Linked DNA regions of Homo sapiens: region 2 is linked to region 1. Evidence: chromatin loops called from intact Hi-C (ENCODE). Cell type or tissue: A673. All regions are shown on one strand. Each heading gives the region's core, and the rest is flanking DNA. Links, peaks and the distances in the headings are about the cores only. Region 1 overlaps LOC105377876 (a long non-coding RNA gene). Region 2 holds the start of LOC105377876 (a long non-coding RNA gene).

The links. A loop is a pair of places that touch in the nucleus more often than their neighbours do. Peaks named below come from ENCODE experiments on the same cell type or tissue, not always from the same donor. Only the 100,000 strongest peaks of a DNase experiment are listed, where the experiment ranks them.
Region 2: a loop joins it to region 1, with 8 times the contacts of the local background. A loop is called at or near these places in 2 of 110 quality-filtered maps.

What each region holds. Positions count from the first base shown.
Region 1 is chr6:82,611,256-82,623,517 of GRCh38, forward strand. The region is part of intron 5 of LOC105377876 (a long non-coding RNA gene); the gene reads right to left. Among named protein-coding and RNA genes, the nearest start is that of TPBG, 250 kb to the left of the region's middle. In A673, for the core only: a CTCF peak has its summit at 5,574; DNase peaks (open chromatin) are centred at 4,836 and 5,306; H3K4me3 peaks cover 740 bases; H3K27ac peaks cover 1,917 bases.
Region 2 is chr6:82,681,218-82,693,479 of GRCh38, forward strand. It overlaps LOC105377876 (a long non-coding RNA gene), which reads right to left and starts at 7,267. Exons shown (of 6, transcript XR_001744232.2): 1 at 7,037-7,267; 2 at 4,687-4,752. In A673, for the core only: no CTCF peak of the experiment used is centred there; DNase peaks (open chromatin) are centred at 5,764, 6,794, 7,864, 8,524 and 1 weaker place; H3K4me3 peaks cover 1,499 bases; H3K27ac peaks cover 7,211 bases.

The sequences.
Region 1 (12,262 bases), core at 1,592-9,591:
GAAGGAGGAGATGGGACAAAAGGAGCAAAGGTTGGAGTAATGCTCTTTGAAGATGGAGGAAGAGGCCATGAGCCTAGAAATGCAGACAGTCTCCAGAAGCTGAGAAACACTAGGAAGCAGTCCTGCCAATGCCATGATTTTTGACCCTGACCTCCATAACTGTAAGAGAAGAGATTAGTGTTACTTTAAGACTCTGAGTTTGTTGTCATTTTTTACAGCAGCAATCAGCAACAAATACAGTCTCTATACCTGACTTTGGTCTGAAACTCATTTCAATTTCACCTCTATCTGGGCTAGGGTTACAGTCTCCTACCTGTTTCCTCTGCTTCTATTCTCCATTCCTCCTTTCTGTGAAAGGTTGTCAGATTTATTTTTCTCATGCCCTGGACTGATCATGTCATTCCTCTAAACCAAAGCTCTTAGGCATCCACAGTAGCTGCTAAAATGAATCCACACTTACTATACTGGCATTTAAGAACCTCCACAATCTGGCCTCAGAGTGAATTTCCATCTTTATCTGTACTTCTCTGCAGCATTACCTTTTCATCTAGGCAAGCAGATTTAGTCGCAGTCTCCAGGGTTCTCCTTCTGTATTTCAGAATGCCAGCTGTGAAGGTCCAGGTCACTCTTCCCCCTTCTTCCACATGCCAGTTCATAGTGATTTCCCTCTCTGCTGAACTCTTAGAGACTTTAATGACTGTGTGGTCTGAAACCTCATGTCATCTGTTCTTAGAGTCCAGAGTGCCTGAGAATTGACACACAGGAAATCAACCTAGACTGGATGGGATTGCCATCTAAAGATATGATTCAGAATTTTATGTGTGAACCTGGGAAGCAGATTTAGAAAGTACTCAAGTCAATTAAGGTGTATAAATTGGAATTTTGGGAGCAAAACTAAAACTAATAGAGAAAAAAATGTTCCAGACAACATGATCTAATGGCTAAAGGCCCTATGCTTTCTGGCGTCAAAATCCTGGATCTATTACTGAGTAGTTTTATTCCTACAGCTGAGATTATTATTGATTAAAACAGCTGACTATGCCTGCTCAGGCTGTTATTATAAGTTCATCTTCTGATTATAGTAATTTTCACATATAGCTCTTCCTATGAAGAGAGAATCTACTGGCATGAACTGTGGTTCTCATTGTAAATTGGCATTTAGTTTCATACATCAGTCTCTTATGAATTTGGTTATTAAATTGATCACTAAGGCTAAGTCCAAAGTCACTAAATCAAGTGAAGGAACTAAAGCAATTTGTTGCATTGCTCTGGCCAGTGAAAGAACTTTACACTATCTGCATCTGAATTATTTAGACTGTCTGTAATGATCAAATTCACCAGATTATTGCTCAACCTTCTACTGTAATTTGCATAGATAGCCTCCATGTGAACCTGTCATTGTCCCTGGAAGTGCCAGGCAGCTGCTCCATTGAAAACAATAACAGCTGTGAAGCTTAAATCACTTCATGTTTCAGTAAGATGACAACAGCATGGCATACAAGCAGCAGACTGAAAATTCTTTTCAGATAATGCTGCTGAAAACACAGAACAGAAAAAATCACACAATACAGTTGTGTGCTTTAAATTCCACAGTTAGAGAAGCCAAGGCCTCCCTCAGAGACCCTAGGTGACTCATGGTTTTATAGTGTTGTCTAGAGCATGCTACCTTAGCACACACATTGAATCCCCTAACTCTCATTCCTAAATAAAATGCAAGAGAACTAAGAAGCACTCAGTACAAGTCATAATTTCCTTCATATTCTGGTGCGAAGTCACAGTAATTAATGTATCTATAAACACTCCTTGATGAAGCCCCTCTATATTATTTTTAGTCAAATTCTCTCTTTGGCAAGTGATTACAGAATTACATAAAGTCCCAAACCCCAACAAACATATCTAGCAAAAATAAATAAATAAATAAATAAAATAAAACAAACATCCTTTGTTTCTTTGCACAGTTCCTCATTGCACCATGGTAGTATATATCACTACAAATTAGTACAACCAATCATATAAAATCAAACTCATAAAAACTCAGACTTCAGAAAGGGGGATGCTAAACTCAGAAGACTTCAGATTACCAGAAATTCAGAGAAAGTGGAAGTTGACAATTTCAACAAGTTTTCTAGCTGACCTTTAAATGATTTTGATGAAGAAAAGGGCAGGCCACTTGAGTAGGAGAAATAAATGCTCACCTATGTCAAAATATTTGGCAGGCACTGGGCTGGGCCCTCTGGCCTGAATGAATCTCAAGTCACCTGTCAGAGGACCCGCACTTCTATTACTTTTGGATTTGAAAATAAGAGACCCATGTTTAAAACCAAATATTCCAGCCAGGGCAATACCTCCCTTTGTGCCATCAGGATCCTTTTCAAAAATCTGATCTAAAACTCTTCCTCTGATCAAGAACAATAAGTGGTTTTCCTGCTTAAAAGCCACCAATTGATTTCCATTGTCTCCAGCATGAAATCCTAATATTTCTTAACATAGTCCTTCCCACTGTGGTCTTGACACATCTTTTCTTCTCTCATTTTTTAAGCTGCAATTAACAGCTATTTTTTACTACAAAAGTAATATGTGGTTATTATAGTTACATTAGAAACACAAAAAAGCATAAATATTGAAATAAAAATAAACACCCAGAGATAACCATTATTAATCATATTTAATTTTATGTCCTGACAGTTGCTTTTCGCTATATAGGTATACATTCTCTCTATGCCCTTTTCTTTCACTTTTTATTTTTTTTTCTATATCAGTTCTTTGCTCTAAGCATATTTTCATGAGTATTTTCACTCCCATTACTTAGAAATTAATTAGAAAGGGATCATAATGAAACCATTTTAGTTTACAAGTTATTAAAGATAGCTATAGGAAGATAATACATGTTATGTTAACCAACATTTTCTACTATGTTTTCTAATTTTTTCTTTCTTCCATTTATTCAGGGGTGTTTATTGCCTTTCCTAAGCACATTGTTACAGCAATATTTGGGGAGTGGGGGCTACATCAAATTCTTGATGTCTGAGCTTCCAAAACCTTAATATTTGAGGACCTTATGACATAAAGCTTATACCACAAAGTGTGGATCTAGAAGAATATGTTAGTAGAGTTTGCCCAGGACTGTCCTGGCTTAACATATTAAAGTCCCATGTCTCAAGAACACCCTTAATTCTGGCAAATTGGGACAGTGGATCAACTTAGCAAAAGCCAGCTCTTTGTGTTCCCTGTTGAGATAAATATTCTACATTCCTGTAGGGAAAGAGTCTTAGAAGGCAAGTCCTTGAGGCAGGGCTCTCCTTCTGTATTTCAGAATGCCAGCTTTGAAGGTCCAGGTCACTCTTCCCCATTCTTCCACATGCCAGTTCATAGTAATTTCCCTCTCTGCTGAACTCTTAGAGACTTTAATGACTGTGTGGTCTGAAACCACATGTCATCTCTTCCTGCCAGGTGTCAGCCCTGGATTGATAAGATGGATGGTATCCAGAGCACAGTCCGTGGCTCAAGGGATAGAAAGGAAAAAATTCTGATGATCTGCATTGTTTTTTTCCCGAGAAAAAGGAAATGAGAGAGTTAGGAAGTATGAGGAAAAGTGTGGAGGAAATCATACGTAAGAGAAATATGAAAGAGAGCTGATGAGGGACAGTGTCTACAGCTGCTGGCCCTGCTGAGGGTAGGAGACCAGGCCAGTCAACACAGCTATATCATTGTCCCCAGCCATAGCCAACAACCCACAACCAGGGACTAATGCAAGTGCCCTTGAAGTGACTTGTCATCAACTCCCCAGGGCACAGTTGAACCCCTTCATTTTACAGATGAAAACACAGAAGCCTACAAGAAAAAAAAAACTTACTCAAGATCATTTACTCAGTGGTAGAGTCAGGATAAAAGACCAAGATTCTATACTGTTTATGTTCACTAATTGTTTGAAACAATATAAATAAACATTATAGGACCTATTTTGGGGTTTACATAAGAAATATTTGAAAACCCTCAGGAACTCTGCAAGAGTTAAGGTTTTATTCTACTTACAAACTAACAAATGAGCCTGTTACTATTTCACTGATGGCTGACAAAAGGCATGAGACTCCTGGGATGGAGACAAAAGACTTTATTACTCATAGCAAAAGCAGTGACCAGAGTTTCATGGTTGCTTGCTTCAGGTCCCCATGTGCCCCAAGTTGTATGGGGCAACACAAAGGGCTCATGATGGATGCCTGCAAAGAAAATGGGTTGTATTTACAGGAAAGGAACACTGAGCTTGGGGATTTATTGTTTTTATACTAAACAGAAGCAAGCCTACCTTTGGTCTCCAGGAAAATATTACCTCATCTTTCAAGGTTAGGTTACTCACTACAAACTCAACTCTAAGAAATGTCTCGTAAAGAGCAGACGAGACCCTGTGTTCTTGGCTGGCACACCCAGAAAGAGCATGCAGGAATACTCAGAGCCCACAGAAGAAGATTGCCTCTTCCAACATCTATCATTTAAACTAAATGGAGTAACAAACCTAAGTGGTTACAAGGTATAATACTGCCCATTAGATTTCCCATTCCTTTCCAAGATTGGGAGTTAACTCACCATATTTTAGGAAATAAAATCTTTTTCAAACACTGTGGTACTTTACAAGCACTATATGGACTCCTATAGCCATTTATTTCACTGATCAGTTTTAAAATATGGCAGTTAAACAAGGGTGATATTCCAAGTATTTAACATGGACACCAGTCAATCAGAACAGAAGCTGGCTATAAACAGTGAGTATATCACACAGTTGTATCAGCTGCTAAGTTCTACTAAGACTGAACTCAGGGTTAACTTAAGATACAGGAAGTCGAACACCAAGAATCTGCTGTAGTATATAACAAATGTGCCGCATTTGCGTAGGGATAAGGCAGATATATGAATGCTTGTTAGTGATAACAGTGCTAGTCTATTTGATCTAAATAAATTGGAAGTCAGTTCAGAAAATAACTTTATGGCTCAAAAAGAAAGAAATGTCGTTATTATTTTCCCCATTTTCAAACGAATACGAGGAAACCTGCGTACAAAGACATTAACTTGTTTGGAAGGCCAGGGTAAAGTATGGCTTCAGCTAGAAGAAATTTCTAGGGAGCAACTATTAGAGAAAGGTCAAAGAATTCTTCAATTTAAAAAAAGGTAAAATAATTTTGGGTTATGTTTTTACAGTCTTGAGGAAGTATTATGAGTGACTAAAGCTCTGGGGACAACTAAGTGGCACTTAAGATGCTTCCTTTACATATTGTCAGTGGAGTCTGTCTGGCTAGTCTCTCCAGGAGGTAAGATATAATTGACAGTAAAAAGTTTCCCAAAGAAATTATGCTATTTTCACTCTCAATTGGAAGAAACGCTAAGGCTCATGCACGGCTCATAGCCACTCAATCAGCCACCTACAAATCCAGAAACATCTCAAGGAGAAAGCTCTTGCTTCTTTTTTCCTCATCCACTCAAGGAAAATAATTTTAAGATTTGTTTCTTGGGAATCAGACCCAGATACATCTTGCCTCATGGTTCTAGAACAATTCAATGAGAAGAACACAGATGACCTCATCTGGTGACTGGAAAAACTGTAGTGCAGAAATGAAGAACTGTGAGATTCACCAAATGCCAGTTGCAAGGTAGAATGAATCTGTTGAGCTGAGTTAATTCAAATTATCTGGAGAATTGTCTCATGTCTCTACCTCATAGATCTCGAACCACTGAGTCAGTAGATAGGACCAAGGAACAAAGTATGTCTCGTCTTCATTATACCCTTGCCACCACCCCATCACCAGTCCCAAAATAAAGAGAAGGCATATTTAGTTACCAAGTGACTAGCACCATGTGCTTCCCATGCTGTATCACTTTATTCCCACATTATGAGCTGGCTTATTGTTTGTGTTCTGCAAAAAAAAAAAAGCATTACAGCCAAAGAAATGGAGCAATGAAAAAAATAGAAAAAAGAAGCAAAAGAACAAATCATACTCTATGAACTCTTTAGAATCTTATAATCAGAAAAGCTGAAAGGGAACTATTTTAATTTCAGCATGGGTATTTGTTTTTCTATTTAGAAATGATTTTCTTTCAAATTACAGGTCCTAACCTGTATGGGATAGGGTGAAGACTGTAATCCTTTTATTATTTGTGGGTTCTAAGGATTTTAGCCAGCTCTGGTCATCTGCAAAGTATGGTGGTATATTAGTTTTCTGTGGCTTCCGTAAAAAATTATCACAAATTTCAAACAAATTTGTGATAATTGTGGCTTAAAACAAGAGAAATATATTCTATTACAGTTCTAGAGGCCAGAAGTCCAAAAATCAAGGTTTCAGCCGGGCTGTACTCCTTCCAAAGGCTAGAGGAGATAATCTTTTCTTGCCTTTTCTAGGAAGCTCTGATGGCTCCAAGCATTCCTTGGCTCATGGCTGTATAATTCTTATGTGTGCTTTTATCTTCACATGGCCTTCACTTCTGTGTTTGTGTCTTCTCTTATAAGGACATTGGATTTAGGGCCCATCCAGATAATCTGGGATGATCTCATCTCAAGATCCTTAATTACATCTGCAAAAACTCTTTTTCCAAATAAGGTCACATTCTTAGGTTAGGGGTTAGGACATGGATGTATTTTTTGGCAGGCCACCATTCAACCCATTACAGGTGTGGTTAGACAGACTAATTTTTTTAAGTTTCCTGCCCTTGTATTACAGCATTTATGACTAACTAAGAAGAGGCACTATGAAAATACAATAAACCATGTTAAAAAAAAAAAAAAAACATAGGAGTAGGGTTTTGAATTTTCTTTTTTTTTTTTTTTCTGCTGCATCCAAGTGCCTGGCACATACTAGATGCTTAATAAATATTTTTGAATAAAGGAGAGTTCTGGAAGAAAATTAAGAGATTCTAGGAGAGGAAGCATTTGAGCTAGGTATGAATGATGGGTTGCTCATTGCTTCTGAACATGGCTACAAGGCAAGATGGGATCTCCATTCTCAATGCATAGACTAAGGAGAATAAACAGCTAGACCTGGGGAGGTGGAGAAATTTACTTGGCTATACAATTTGTCCCCGAAATATGAAGCCAGAGTCCAAATTATAATGCCCAAAAAAGCATGGCAGAAATCAAGATTGTAATCCACTCCTGTAGATAGTCTATAGCATCATTATCTCAAGGAAAGATGCCGAGATAAATAGGTGTGATATTTTATATGAATTCATTTAGGCAGATTAAGACCCAATCAGAGGTAGTAATAGCCTTCTAGAGTAGGAACTATCAAAAATTAGGAAGCATCATGATCCCAGGCAAGAAGATGGGAGCCCAGGGCTAGGATGCAATCCTAATATGGAATGATCAGAGTGCTGTTTTTAAAGTACAGGTAATCGACAATTTTGCATACTGGAGAAATGTAATAGAAGTTAAGAGAAGTCTGTGGGTTAGTGGGCATGCATGCCCATATGTTATCACACATACACCACTAGGATGGGGAAGGTATTATTTTATGGCTGCCCCACCCAGGATCTTAGCTTAGGAAATGTCAGAGCTGAGCCATCAGAAGGTCCTCCATGTCAGAAGGTAGGCTGGATCAGGAAAGGGCTGACATTTTTGGCAGATAAAAATATGGAAGGAAGCACAGTTCAGTCAGAGAGAATACATGATAAAATGCACAGGGAAATGCAAAACTTGTTTCAAAAATGGTAGATAATGCATGGCTTATCTACTATTTGTTTGGGAAATGAAACTGTAAAGTTCCATAGGGTGCCAGTCCTGGATAGGGAAATGAGGAATGTTTATTTATGTACTTTGTCTCATTTAATTTTATGGCAATATTTCAGGGTTCCCTTGAGAAATTAAAGGTTAGCTGGGCTAAGTAACTTGCTCAGGTTTAACCAGCAGAATGGATAGGATTCCAATTTAGGGTTGTCTGACTTCAACTGATATGCTCTTTCCATGGGATATAAGACCAGCTCTTTACTGCCACTTCAGAAAGTGAAAGAGGCTCCCCAGGAGTGATTAGCACAATACTGAACATGTACGTGTTTTGAAGAAGAGAAATGGATGCTATAAATAAGTACAGCTGGGAGATGACTGCAATAATCCGGGTGCAAGAAGACAAGTGTTGAACTAGAATGATAATAGTAGGAATAACATCATAAGTTTCGTTAGCCAAAGTTAACATTGAATCTGTCCCAGAAGTCCACATGATACATTTAACCAGGTAGAGTTTAACTTAAAAAAATTTACTTTAATTGTTTCAGGAGGTGAGATAGAAGAATAGAAGGTGCACTTTTTTTTTTTTTTTTTTAAGCCGGAGTCTCAACATGTGAGCCTCATTCTTGTTTTGGAAAAAAATTACTGTTTTTTTTTTCTATTGATTAACATAGGGATACTTTAAAATATAAAAGAATTCAGCATTTTAAATTTCAAATGTTATGAGGGCCATTTATTAAATAATTTTGCTTCCCAAAGTAGTTTGATGATTTATGAATGACAGAGATGGTAAAGATCTCAGATGAAAAGTGTTATATCAGCTAAAAATATTTACAGTATTTTAATTTATTACAAATAAAGAACAGTGGAATGTTTTGTAATTCAGAATATAGATTGTCATTTAAAAATTTAAACCTGTTTTTATAACTTCATTTTTCTAACATTGGCTATAGAGAGAGTTGGGTAGAGCTGGCAGCTAATGAGTTACTCATACTTCACTTGACTCCAATTTCTTAACTATAAAATCACAAAACCGTCACAGAATTGGAAATATGAATATTAACCACCATCTTCCAAACTCCAGGAGGAACTGTCACTAGTGAAGCCTAAATATAGACCTGCCCCAAAAGTACGAAACCCAGAGTAGGGAAAACAATGCTGGTTGGAAATATGGGTTTTGGAACTGCACTGTCCTGAGTTTGAATTCTCAGCTTTCTCTGAATAATCTATGCCCTCATCTGTAAATGGAAGACAATTATTTCTCTTTCAGGGGTTTCTGTAAGCATTAAATGTCATAATATGTAAAGTGCTTAGCAAATGTAAAATGTAAGTGCTTAGAAAAGTTCTGGGCTCATTCGAAGAGATTAATAAAGGGAGCTGTCATGATTAAAGAGATTGTTCTCCCTCTTCCATCATGTTGCTGACCTTGGAGATGCAGGGTATTTGTAGAAGCTGGTCATCACATTCTTACTGGGATTTTTTTTCTAAAGCAATCAATGCAGCATCCTTCATCCCATGCATCAGTAACTCTTTTTTCATTTGTTCATGGACTATAACACCAAGTAATGTAGTACAGCTGGAAGTAAATGTTAGGTGCATTGATTGCACCTTGAGATGTGCTGGCCATGGGAGGAAGGAGCAGGAGACAGGAAGAGCTGTAGAATGAATGGTAGATTCTGTAGGCTTTTCGCACATACAATTTGACAAGGGGAAATGACAAATAGATTCAAATTATCAAGAGTAATTTCCCTCTACATATCACACAATCAGGCAGCAGAAGCAGGAACAGATTCTTTTCCAGACCAGCAGATTCACAATAGGTAAATGCCTAATGGGCATGCAGATCATATGCACTGCATGAGTTAAGGAGGTGTCTCTGAGCCCCAGGTGAATAGTGAGGGGGGTGTCAAGGGAATTCTGCACTGGAGTTGGAATATAAATGGCAGGTCTGTTTGGCGTCTTCTCATTCCAAGATAAGAAAACAGAGAAAGAGCAAGCTGAGGTTAATAAAAGAATCTTAGAAATATGAAATGTTGCCAACTTAAACACAAGCAAAAGATCTGGATATATCTCTTCTCACCAAAGAAGATACACGGATAGAAAATAAGCATATAAAAAAATGGTCAACATCATATATCATTAGGGAAATGCACTGTGTAGCACTTATAGTAGCTAAAATCCAGAGAAACAAAACAAAACTGACAATATGTCAATTGCTGCTAAGGATTGGATAACAGGAACACTCATTCATTGTTGATGGGAATTCAAAATGTAATAGCTACTTGGAAGACAGTTTGGCAGTTTCTCACCTTGGGAGGCCAAGATGGGCGGATCACAAGGTCACGAGATCCAGACCACCCTGGCTAACATGGTGAAACCCCGTCTCTACTAAAAATACAAAAAATTAGCCGGGCGTGGTGGCGGGTGCCTGTAGTCCCAGCTAGTCAGGAGGCTGAGGTAGGAGAATCGCGTGAACCCGGGAGGCGGAGCTTGCAGTGAGCCGAGATTGCGCCACTGCACTCCAGCCTGGGCGACAGAGAGAGACTCCATCTCAAAAAAAACAAAACAAAACAAGACAGTTTGGCAGTTTCTTACAAAGCTAAACCCAGTCTTCCCATACAATCTAGCAATATACTCCTAGGTATCCTGGGTAATCACACATCCAACTGATTTGCAAACTTGTATGCACACAAGAACCTGCATGTGAAAGTTTATAGCAGCTTTATTTAAATTGCCAAAAATTGGAAGCAACAGAGCTGTCCTTTAACAAATGAATGGACAAGTAAATTGTAGTACAATTATTTCATGATAAAATATTCAATGATAAAAAAATAAGAGCTATCAAACCACATGTCTTAAGTGTGTATTGCTAAATAAAAGAAGTCATTCTGAAAAGGCCATTTGTATAACATTAAACTACAGAAAAGGTGAACAAATCCGTGGCATATGCAGAATAATTTCAAATCTATGTGAATACTCTACCTTCCAGGAGGGGCAGCGTTAACTCTCTACTCTTTAAATGTGGGCTGTGCATTGTAGCATTCTTCTGAAGAGTACAGTATGGAAATGAGGGAAAAAAATAACTTTACATTGAAAAAAAATCTGACAAACATCTTTGTCAAGTGATCAAAGTTAATATCAATGGTGATAAGCCATGTTGATAGTATGCAGGCTTGATATGATCAGGATGGCACTTTACCTGTGTGGCCTTCCTCCCCAAAACCCATAACCCCAGTCAAATCATGAGAAAAATATCAGACAAATCCTAAATGAGGGGTGTATTAGTGTGTTCTCACACTGCTATGAAGAAATACCCAAGACTGGGTAATTTATAAAGAAAAGAGTTTTAATTGACTTACAGTTCCACATGGCTGGGGAGGCCTCAGGAAACTTACAATCATGGTGGAAGGGGAAGCAAACATGTCCTTCTTCACATGGTGGCAGGAGAGAGAAGTGCTGAGCAAAAGGGAAAAAGCCCCCTATAAAACCATCAGATCTCATAAGAACTCACTCTCTATCACTGAGAACAGCATGAGGGTAACTGCCTCCATGACTCAGTTACCTCCCACTGGCTCCCTCCCATGACACCTGGGGATTATGGGAACTACAGTTCAAAGTAAGATTTGGGTGGGGACACAGCCAAATCATATCAAGGGACATGCCACAAAATATATGACCAGTACTCTTCAAATCTGTCAAGGTCATCAAAAACAAGGAAAGTCTGAGAAACTGCCAACAGGAATCTAAGGAGACACAATGACTGGTATGGTCTGAATGTGTGCCCCAAATTCATATTGAAATCCTTACCCCATGTGATAGTATTAGGAGGTGGAGCCTTTGGGAGGTGATTAGGTCATGAAGGTACTGCCCTCATGAATGGGATTAGTGCCCTTGTATTAGATAAAAGAGTCCCCAGAGATACCTCATCCCTTCTACCATGTGAGGATATTATGAGAAAGCACTATCTATGAGGAAGCAATTCACCAGACACCAAATCTCACTCCTTGATTTGGACTTTCCAGCCTCCAGACTGCAGGAAGTAAATGTCTGTTATTTATAAGCCACCCAGTTAATTGTATTTTGCTATAGCAGCCCAAGCAGACTAAAGACAATGACTGAATGTAATGTGGAATCCTGGATGAGTCCATGCTTTGAGTTAGGAATTTAGCCCCACCTACATTTCTAAACTTTGGGGTTCAACAGAGTTGAGGGAATCTTCTTTGGTTCACAAAACACTCTAATCCTTGGGCTATATAGGCTACCAGCTCTGTTGCTTGAGATCTGGAGACAAAGTTCATCTGTTGGCATTCCCCTCCCCACCACTGCACCTATCTGCTAACCCTGGTCAAGTATTTAATGCACCTAGTAGATTTTATTTTATTTTTCAACTCAGAGTTTAGTGTGTTTCCTAATTTCACAAAGACAGAGTTTACTATTTCTCATTCTTCTCTTTTTAAAAGTTGATTTTTGCATGGAAAGAGGGAAAGAAATATCCTCATCATGCTTACCCTGAAAACCCAAATCATTTTAATTTTAAAGACAAGTAAGAATTAAAAAGGC
Region 2 (12,262 bases), core at 2,631-10,630, 71 kb after region 1:
GCTCTAGTCCCCAACCCCATGCCAAGGTCCACTTAGAAAACCCTCATTTCCATGTAAGGGTCAGCTCAAGGCTCATGTCTTTCAAGCCTGCCTTCTGTTGGGCTCCCTTGGCTCCTTGTCTATACTCTGTAGCAATTACATCATCACACTGTACTAACTGAACAGTTCTGTGCCAAACTTCTTGAAATGGCATGTCTTTTTCATTTATCTATTTCCAGCATTTAGCCCATTGCCTGATTATTTCTGGGTGTGTCTTTTAGGAATGCTTTCCACTAAAAGTAACAGAAAGCCAACACAGGCTTAAACAAATAGAGGTTTGTAATTCTCAAATAAAAAGTCTTGAGGGAAGTGGCTACTGGTGAGGTTTCATTAGCTCAACAATGTCACGGCTGTCTTTTCTGTGACTCTCTTGGCCTTTCTCTCATACCTGGGGGGCATCATGGTTGCAAGATAGTGGTTGCAGCTCTGCACATCACAGTCACAGGAAGGAGGAAGAAGGTAGTTGTACAAATTGTGCATATGCTGTTTAATCAGTAAAGCAAATCTTTTCAGAATTCTCCTGCAAACTTCTACTAAGAGGTATCATTTGCCAGAACTGGGCCACATGGCCACCACTAGCTACAAGGGGGGCTGGGAAAGAAGAGGATGGGATTGGTGTGATTCACCTAGAACAGGATTGGTGTGATTAAGTTAGAACGTTAGATCAATCATGACCCATGGCCTCAGGTGGCACATCATTGCTGTGAATAAACTTGCAGTTCAATTGGCAAAAAAAAAGTGGAAAAGAATGAGTATACAATTATCAGCTCTGCCACAGTAGGTATTCTATATACTTTATAAGTATAAGCGAGTGAATAAACAAATGCATGAAACATGAAGAAGTAAATATTAATCTTTGCAATAAGGACAGGTAGATAGTTCTTGTAATTGATTAGGGTAGAAAAGGCAAGAGTAAATACAGATGCAGAGTGATACAAATAAAAGAAAACTCAACTCTACAACTTTAAGGCAAAACAAAACAAATAAAGGACATAATTTATGAGTCTCTATATAGCTTCCTTCACTGACAGAAGCATCAGGCAGCTCCAGGCTTATATCCTCACAGGTTCAAGTTCAGGGGAAAGAAAGCACCACAGGAGCCACGAAGAAAGGCATAAGTTAACAATCAGGCTACAGTCACATAGCTACCCTGAATCCAGGGGTCAGGACTAGTCACAGCCAAGACTCACAGACCAAGTAGGAGAAGGGTGGAGAAAAAACAGGAGCTATTATCAGAAGAAAGGATGGATTGGATGACTGGCAGGCAAAAAGAATAGATGCCACCTCAAACAGAACCCACAAATGAGGACCAGGCATTCAGAAATGGCATGAGAAGTTAGCAAGGCAGGTGTATGGGTTCAGAGTCAACACGATTTGATGTCACTGCCCTCCATGTGACACTCCCACATCATTTAGTAGAGGAGCTGGCAGCACCTGCAACACATCATCTCAGCTTATCTTTTCTTGGGTGGTTACTTTTACAAAGCAGCAGTAAGAGGATAGATTAAATTAATCCTTCTCAACTTTTCATCAGAATATCCCCTACAGCCATGAAGGGTGAGCACTCTGGATTTTGGGGCAGAAGGGTGGTGAAATAGAAGGCTGGCAGAATATTTTGGAGCTGTCTGCTGCAAAACTAAAATTTATTTGAAGTCTTGTGCTTTTTACTTAAGATGTTTAACTTTGAATTTTATTCCATAGAATATCCATGTTATTTTTCAAGTGTTTTAACTTACTAATCACTTAATAGTTTCTCAAGTTTTTTTTTCCAAATAAAATTGACACTCCTAAATGACATACCATTTCATTCACTTTGGCACATAGCTATTTACCACTGGACTATACATACGGCAGTTCAAGAAGCATGGGATTAAGTAAACTCTGCACATTGTCTCCAGCCTGTTATTCTCAGGTAGCTCTCATTAGCCATAAATGTTAAATTAAAGCTGTCATTAGCCATAAATGTTAACACAGATGGTCCCCAAATTAGGATTTTTCAACTTTAAGATGGTGTGAAAGCGACAGGCATTCAGTACACCCCTCAACTTATCCAGATAAACCCATGGTAGTCAGGGAACATCTGTAAAATTGCCATCTTTGAGTACCTACCACATTCAAAGCAATTTTATATATTTTCTCATTTAATTTTCCCAATAATTCTGAAAAGAAAATATCATCCCCAAACACACAAGGAAGGTGAAAGTCACAGAAATTCACTAAGTCACTGAGAGTTAGACATTTAGATAATAGGATCGAAACTCAGTACTCTGGCTCTAAAGCCTGTGTCTCTTCCATGTCTTTCTTCCTCTCCTTTCAAATTGCTTCTTTACGCTTGAGGAATATCAACCTTGAATAAGAAACAATCTACAAATTTAAGCAGAATACAGAATAACTAATAATGCATTATCCTACACACACTGAGGCCTCCTGCACTAAGGCAGTGTGGAATAGTGTAGTAGACCTGGAATTAGGAGTCCTAGGTTCTTTTGTCAACCCCACCTATAGCAACCCCACCTATAGCATTGGAAAAATACTTCTCTGGACCTAAGGCTCTTGATCTGCAAAATAAGAGTGAGACCCGGTCATTTTTGCAGTCATATCCAGCTCCAAAGTGCTAACCTTTCAACATCAATTCCTCAAGATTCAGCAGTCTAAGTGCAGACTAACCAAGTCTTATACGCCTATTAAATGTAATATGCCCTCCAAAAGAGATCAGAAAGATTTAATTATAGGCACACTCTCAAAAACGGTATCAGATGAATGCTAACTCCAACCCCAACTTCTGAGAAAATAATCATAACAGCACTAGGATGATAACAACTACTTATTGATTGTTAATCACATCCCAGTTACTGTTCTAGTGTAAGTACTATCTCCTTTAACCTTTGTAACAACCCTACACAAAGTAGATCCCATTATCATTCCCATTTTACAGGTGAAGAAACTAAAGTATGGTACATTTAAGTAACTTCCCAAGATCACATAATTAATGGCAAACTCAGCCATTAATTATGTATAATGTAATGTGTAACGGCAAACCCAGAGTCAGACTCTGTAGTCTGAAGCGAGATGGTCATGAAACACTGTCTCCCTCCTGACCAGGCTGTTCTCATTGAGAAATGTGCACTTGAAAAGCTTCCTGGAGACGAAAGATCTTATCATTAATGCTGCACCATAGATTGATTTAAAACACAGAGTGTTTTATTATGCCAGCAGATGCATGCCAGAGTTGTGACAATGTCCATTAATGTCTAATTGGCTTTGTTAACCTTGCTGGAGTCTGTGGAGATTGCAATGGTGAGGTCTGAGGGAAAAACTGAGCTGGTGGGAAGGAGTCTGGTTGCAGTTAGGAGGCAGGCACCTGATACACAAGGATTCCCTGCATCGTAACCACACGAACACTGATGGGAAAGTAAATTACCATTAGTATTCATCAGCACCAGTCAGACATGCCTAATGATTGGCTTTCAGGTTAAGTAGAGAATACTAAACTTACTCAATAATATTCATTCAGTAGTTGTATTCGCCGGTTTTTACACTGCTGTAAGACACTGCCCAAGACTGGGTAATTTATAAAGGAAAGAGGTTTAATTGACTCACAGTTTCACATGGCTGGGAAGGCCTCAGGAAACTTACAATCATAGCAGAAGGCAAAGGGCAAGGAAGGCATGTCTTACACGGCAGCAGGCGAGACAGAGAAAGAAAGAGAGAAGGGGAGGAAGAGCCCCACACTTATCAAACAATCAGATTTTGTGAGAACTCTTATCATGAGAACAGCAAGGGTAAAATCTGCTGCCATGATCCAATTATCTCCCACCAGGTCCCTCCCTTAACACGTGGGGATTACAATTCAAGTTGAGACTTGGGTGGGCACACAGGGCCAAACCATATCAGTAATGCTTTGCGAGCTCAGTTGAGTAATGCATTTTTTCATGGAGACTGTTTTGGGATGGTGTTGTATGGAATACATTCTGGAAAATTCTGCTCCATAGAATATAGCAAGCTTTGGCCAGCAGACCACCCAAAAATGAACAAGTGCAATAAAGAGTTCTTAGCTTTCTATGCTACTCATCCAGGAGGCGCTGGTGCCCCAGACAGCTGAAGCATTTAAGAGAAAGTAGATTCTCATGTTTGTTGAACCTCACTCAAACCAAGGGCAAGACCGAAATGTCTCCATCAATATGCAAAACTTTTTACTTTGAATTGGACATTTATTATAGATAAGACATTCTGATAGGCACTTTACATACCTTAAATTGTTTAAAGTTTAAGCATCTTTATCATTTTTAGATGTATAAAAGATGATTTTTAAAAATAGAACACTTGCTGGTAACCAACTTAGTGTTAAGATTATTTTCTTAAATTCAACTAGTTGATTAAAATTAGGTGGAGGGAATGAGGGATTGACACGAGGTGATGTCTTTTAATTTATCTACTTAATAGAATTGAAAGATCCCAACAGGTTCTTCCTGCTCAATACACAAACAAAGACCATAGCATTGCAGTAAAGAAAGAGTTTAATGGACACAAGGGTGGCCATGCCATGTGGGGGACAGTTATTACTCGAATAAATCTCATCTTAGGTTAGGGGTTTTCCAAAGGTAGTTTGGGGGAAGAGGTGGAGGTGGCTAGGCAATGGGTACTTACTGCTGATTGGTTGGGGGTGCAATCATAGGGATATAGGAAATTATCCTCCTGCTGGCTGAAGTGCTTCTGGGTGGAGACACAGGAGTGGTTAGCAGGTCCAGGTAGAGCCATCATTGGTGTTAGACATGCAAAAAACCTGAAAAGTTATCTCCAAAGGGCAATCTTAGGTTTTACAATAATGATGTTATCTGCAGAAGTAATTGAGAAAGTTGTATATCTTGTGACCTCCAGAAGAAATGGCTGGCAATGCTCATATGTTAGCAGAATCCAGGCTTTTCTATCTTCCTAGCCTGGTGGTCTCATTAAGCTTTACAAAGATGGCTGTGTTTGGGGGAAGGGCTATTATCATATAAACTATAAATGTCTCCCAAAGTTAGCCCAGCCTATGCCCAGGAACAATTAAGTCAGCTTGAAGGCTAAAGGCAAGAGGGGGTTGTCTAGATCAGATATCCTCCACTGTCATAATTTTCTTACTGTTACTATTTTTGCAAAGGTGGTTTCTGAATTGTCACAAACATCATACCCAAGTTAAATAACTTGCTATTTTCTATTTTTATCCTTCTTTTAAAAAATAATTTTAGATTTTGATTCAAAGATAGAGCTCATTTTTGCCACTGAATTCTCTAAGAATTTCTATCAAGGAGGAAGTCTTGATTAGATCAGTGAATCTCAGATATTTATAGTCCTTGGAAGAAACAGGTTACCAAAAAAAGAGGGAAAATGAAAGATGGTTCCTTTAAGAAATGAACAAAGAAGGAATATACGTCCCAACCACAAGAAGCAAATGGAAGGAAACGGCTGGCTTCAGAATGTTAATATCATCACTGCAAATTAGTTTTCATATAAGTAATTAATCAACTTTTGTCACTTTTTGCGATTCATTGTGAACATTCTGCATGAGGTCCGTCCTTCACTGTGCTACTTCAAGTTTAAAAGCCTGAGGCTTTTAGAACTTGCCTTATGACATTGTCGAGGCCCTTTTTATAGTCTAATTAACATGCCAGAAATTTCAAGCCAACAAAAGATACAATGGTACCATTTTTCAGCTTTGAAGAACTTTTTCATGCCCACTTCAAGCACTTCTTACACTTCTGGCCCTCTCTGCTCAGATACCAACCTCACTGGAGGGACTGGCTTTAAGCTTCATGAAGGGCCCCACCCTTCCTGTTCACTCAGTGGGACCATTCATGAGAGGAAATAATGACATTACATTATGCAATCTTCCCTATATGTAACCTCTCCTAATAGAGCCTTTTTGATGGAATTTTTAGGATCCACGGCCACCAGGATTAAGCTACATACTCTAAGCTAAGGACCACACTGGACTGGAGCAAATATAACAGATCTCAGCACGGATTGCCTTGGTACCAGAGTCCCTAACAAGCCCACATGCTGCCAGTCACACTGTCCACACAGAATCTTGGGGGATCTGGAACACTCCATCCTGGCTTTAAGTTACCACCACTACCAAACTACTGCCCTTTTCTATTAAGGCTTAAATTGCCAATATAGCAATACAGAAGAACCTATACTCACAAGCATTCACTTCTGTTTAAAGGGATGTTTACAAACAACAGGATTTCTTGTTTCTTGAACCTAACTTAGCAGCAAGATGAGTTCTCACCCGGGGGAGAAATTATATATACAATTTATTAGTAGTTCTATTACATATGTAAATGTGCCCATTATAGAATATAAAGAGAAACAGAAAGGAGTAAAATTAATCACTCATAAATACCTATATTAACAATTTAAATAGGCTTCTTTTCACCTTTTTTCTCCTGTAACTTGTATTATAGGAAAATGAAAGTAGTTGAAACTGTAAGTGAATTTTAGCCAAATATTTTTCCTAAATAAGCCAGCCAAAAGATGCTCTCCCCCAAGTCCTCTGAGATCTAATGCTGGACAAGAGGTACTGTGCCCCATCACCAACCACCCACATGGAAGCAGGACTCAGGACATCATGAGCTGCACATTTCTTATTTTGCTCACAGTCAAGCTGCGCAGGCAGAAGGGGTGAGGATTATTAATCAGAGAAAGTGAGATGAACTACCAGCTCTCTCTCCTCTGCTCCTCAAAGAATTCTTTCACTTCCTCTGCCTGTTTCCTGTCCTCACCCAGGGTGGCCCATGTTCTCCCATGGCGCTCTCCTCTGCTGCTCCGCTGCTTTCCTGAAGGGCAGCAAAAGGCCTCCCGGTGTCCACAGCATCTGGTGCTGCTTCAAAGCCAATCACTAAACCAGCCAACTATCTGCCCTTGTGATTTGCCCAGGCGAATCTTCCAAGGCCAGTCGTGTCAAATTGGAAGCTCCGGGAACCTCTGTGCAAATGAATTCTAAAATCCTCCTTACCTTTACAGCAATCTCACAGAGATTTATGTTGTCACCAAGAGGAAAACATAAACCTTTCTGCCGTCACTGAGGTACTCCAAGTGTGACTGCCTTTACTGCAACTCTCCAAGAGTGAACTCTGCATGAAAAATAAAATTTCGGTCTTAACATCAGCTTTACTGTGAAATGGGCTGGAATTCTTCAAGAGACTAATTTATAAATGAATTCCGAGAATCTGAACAAGAAGTATCTGAAAGGGAAAACTTAAACGATACATAAATAGGTGAAAATACGTTCAACCTCATTAACGATCAAAGGTATGCTAAACAAAACATACATGTTTTTGCTTATCTAACTAGAAATGATTTTTTAAAGTTATATTTGATGTCAGTGTAGAATGTTGGGAAACTTGTTAGTCAGGTTTCCCAACATTCTACTGGTGGGAAATTGGTAAAAGCAAATTGGGGAATTTATATTAACAGTAGAAACTATGCATAATCTCTCAGTAAACAATTCTACTTATGATCCTAAGGATAAAATTAGTAGCACGCAAGAAGATTTGATAATAGCAGAAACTGGAAAAATATACAAGAATGAGTAGTTATTAAATATGGTATCTTCACTTGACAGAATACTCTACAGCCATTAACAAGGAGCTGGAGGAAGAGGTTTATACGTGAGAAAAAGCTAGTTATGAAACAACACATACAATATAGCCCCAGTTTAGTGGAAATACATACACCTAGAAAAGGGTTTAGAGAGGAGTCATCAGTGGTTATCTCAGAGTGGGGTGGACACAAGGCTAGCAGGATGGCATGCAGTTAAGAGTAAGGGGATTGAACATACTTGGATGCATATCCTAACTCTGCCACTCTGGGAACTGGGGCAATTTTCTCACAGACTCCTTATTTGTAAAATGGGGATAATGTGACTACTTAGGGCTTGTTAAAGGATTAAAAGAAATGGTTTTAATAAAGTACATAGCACAGTATTTGGTACAAACAAAAACTAACTTATAGATCTGCAGATTTTTTATCTGTAATTATCAATTTTCTATGATAAATACATATTTTATAATGAAAGTCATTTAAAAAATGTAAACAAATAAAGAATTCTAATTAATGATATACACATTTAAGTGATTAGAAGGGAAGTATACTAATGTTTGCAATTTACTTTGAAATACACCAAAACATAAGATGGATTGATGGTGGATACACAAAAGTTTACTGCAAAATTCTTTCAACTTTGTGGTATGTTTGAAAATATAAAATGTTGGTAAAAAGGAATATCACCTTAAATGTATTATCTTTTTTATTTATATAAGTAAGATGGCCGGGCACAGTGGTTCATCCCTGTAATCCCAGCACTTTGGGAGGCCGAGGCGGGTGCATTGCTTGAGGCCAGGAGTTCAAGACCAGACTAGGCGACAGGGTGAAACCCCGTCTCTCTACTCAAAATAACAAAGAAAGAAAGAGAGAGAGAGGGGAAGGAAGGAAGGAAGGAAAAGAAAGGAAGGAAGGAAGGAAGGAAGGAAGGAAGGAAGGAAGGAAAGAAGGAAGGAAGGAAGGAAGGAAGGAAATAAATTAGCTGGCCCTGGTGGTGCATGCTTGTAGTCCCAGCTACTGGGGAGGCTGAGGTAGGAGAATCACCTGAACCCAGGAGGTCAAGGCTTCAGTGAGCCAAGATCACACCATTGCACTCCAGCCTGAGCAACCAGAGTGAGACTCTATCTCAGGAAAAGAAAAAAAAAAAAAAAAAGGAAAAGATCTTCATTTTAACAGAGCATGAAATTAACACATGAAGAAAAAGTTAGTAATTTCTCTAACATACTCCTCACCAATTCCACTCTGCTGGAAAGGTATTTTTTGTATCTTTCCACATTTTTATACTCATAAATTTAAAAGAAACTGTTTTTTCATAAGATTTTATCATTCATATTACTTGCAACCCCTGTTTTTTACATTTGGAAAAGTAATTTTTGTTTAAAAAACAAAGAATGAGATCTACCTCTTACTAATGAACCTATAAATAGCAAATAAATTTTCTTTATACATAAGATAGAAGAACATAGCTTTTTCCCATATGCGGTTTTTTTTATTACTCAAAATTTTAGGAGCCTTCATAGCAAGAGATAAAATACTTTGGTTTTTAAAATACTTTCATTATTGTTATATTAAAATACAACATAGCTTGGTGCCTGCGCATCCTACTGTGAGCTAGCGTTTATTACCGTCTCCTCCCATGGGTTCCAAGTCCACTCACCTCTGTCTTCGGTGGCAGTATTGCTAGCATTACACTTGAGGTCACTTTCTGCAGGCACCACTGTAGCCCAAGATAAAGATAAAAATGTACCTGAGATTCACAGCCTCTGAATATGCAGGACCACAATTCCCATTACATATGTACACTGAATGTGAAGAAAACAAAACAAAATAACAACGGTAACAAAACTGTATAAATATAGCGTGTGTAAGGGGTTGTTATCTACCCCACAGAAGCAGACTGGACTCTACTCAAGATTTCCAAGGAAACTATCTTTTGTTAATGCTTTGAAAATGTCCTCTCTGTTATTTTCTCCGCTTTTTCTTTATGAAACTCCTATTTTCTTAGGATACTGAACCTCCTAGATTAAGCCTTTAATTATCTTAGCTTTTCTCCCTTATTATCTATTTCTTTAATGTTACTTCTTCCTGGGTGTTTTCCTTGACTTCATCTTCTTGAATGATGAGCATTCTTAATTTCAACTATAATTTTTAATTTCTAAGTGCTTTTTGCTCTGACCAGACTGGTTTCATTAATTTGCATTCTTGTTTTATGTCACTAAAGATATGAAAAAGCAATACTTTATAGCATTTTTTCCATTCCTTGATTTGCCTCTGTTAACTCTTAGTGTATTTTTATTATTACCTTTTGGGGCAGGAGTACCTTTACTTTTACCTTTACTTTTACTTTACTGTACCTTTACTTTTCATGTTGAAGGTTTTCCTTAAATATCTGGTTATTTTCTCCTATTTAAAAACAAGACATTAAAATGATGATTGGAAGCCCCACTCTATTGGTGGCATCTTAGTTCATTTTGTGCTGTTAGAACAAAATGCCACTGACTAATTTAGAGCGAACAGAAATGTATTCTGTCACAGTTTAGATGGCAGGGAAGTCCAAGATCAAGGCAGTGGCATCAGGTGTGGGCCTTCTTACTGCATCCTTACGTGATAAAAGGCAGAAGGGCAGGAGGGAACCAGCTCCCTCTGTCAAGGCCTTTTATGAGAGCACTAATCCCATTCATGAGGGAGGAGCCCTTGCAGTTTAATCATCTCTTAAAGGCTCACCTCTTAATACCATCACATTGGTAACACCTGGATTTTGGAGGCGACACATTCAAACCACAGCAGTAGGGCTTGACAACTAGTGAATCTCACTGTAGAGCAATGAGCAGGCATCCAGCTCTTTTAGGTTTTTATTTGTAGGTCTAGTCAGTTCCTGAGATTCCTAAGAGAAGAATCCTCCAATCTCGTCCTTGGGATAGAAGGCTGGCTACTAGTACGCTCAGCTTAGATGATGGAAAACCTCCTCATTAGATACAACATGTTTCTTGTATTTCCCTGGTTTTCTATCCAGCATCGAATCACTTCTCTCATCTGTGCTTGGTATCCACAATTCCAAAAACTGTTTCTGCAATTCCTCTAAGAAATGGATCTCTCAGCTCTCTTAGGGCACAGGAAGGGTAGTCATCTAACTTCTCAGAATGAAGGTGGGCATTGGCATCCAACTGCTCCTTAAACAAATAGTCCCCTTGTTCTCAGCCTCCTCTCTTCCAGGCTTTGGGCTTCCAATTTCTGAGAATTCCTGGAATCTGGCAGGGTAAACTACTGAGCTTCTCAGTGGTAACCTCCCTCCTCCCCTCCACATACACACTTGTAAATTTGACCTTTGATCTGCCCAATGGTTGAAATTCACCCAACCATGTGCAATCTTCATGTGTTATAGTTTGGAGTTTTAGATGTTTCCTGGTTTCATTAAAGATAAAGCTGAGCACCTGTAATTGTGCTGTGGTTGTTACTGTTCTTGTTATTGTGTGGTAACTTCTGAGAGGAGAATTGGGCAGAGACATTGTTACTTTTACCTCCTATCTTATAACTGATAGAGCTTCTTATTAGTAGAGGAAAGATTGTTGTTTATTTTCTTAGGTGAGAATAGAAAATTATTCTCTTCTAGTTGGAAAAAGCCTGTCATATGTATATTTCTTCATATTCTCAGCATGAATTCTAACCTAAATGATTTCTTTCTTTCTTTAGATGCCTAATACATACAAAGTTAGGAAAGCTAAGGCAGGAAGCCAAAAGGAAACACTGTTTTCTTTTTCTCCCTGGCAGTCTCTCAACATTTTGGGCTTCATACACTATCTCCACTAAATAACAGAGGGAGAAACTGAGATAGAAAGTGAATCCCAAAGTGTTGAAGGATATTATGCCATCAAAAGCTAATGTCTGCATGTAAGAAGGGGATTTCAACCCCAAGTTTTCTTTCTAGAATGCTAAGGGCAGGCAGGAAAATTATGAGGAAAGAAAATACTTAGGATTTAGTAAAATAGATACCAAACTTTACATAGGAGTTTATTTCTTCACAATATTTTCTATGTTATATTCTAAGAACAAAAGCACACAATCTTCTTCTGGGTAAGGATAAGCTTTTGTTTGACACACATGGCTCGCATGCAGATCCTGCCACCACCATCTTTCTAATTGGACTGGAGTTCATATCTTTTCTCATTTGGCTGCCATTCATCCAAACTACCTCCCACTCTTCCTTTGTCTAAGAAATTTCCCACTTTGAAAGTCCTGTTGGGAAGGAGAGTTATTTCTCACTACATAGGCTGAGGCACTGAGGCTGTCAGATTCATAATTTCCCAAGTCAATCTTGCAGGTAGAGTGCTGGCACTTGACCAAATCAGGTGCACCTGCTCCAGCCAGCAATGTAAAGGCACAAGGATTTGAGAGGAAGGGAAATGCTGTTTTTGTAGTGCCAGATGCAGCAGCAAAATCAGGTTCCCAGGGCAACAGTAGTATCAGCAGTAAGCACGGCTCTGTGCCAGCAGGGTCTACTTTGGCAACCTAAGTGCATCCACTACCACTCTGCAGCTGTAGTGACAAAGGTCTTTATGGAGCCACTGAGCCTGAGCCAGGTCCTGCAGATTCCTGGTAATTCTATCCATGACCCACTATATTTTCAATAAATCCCCCTTCT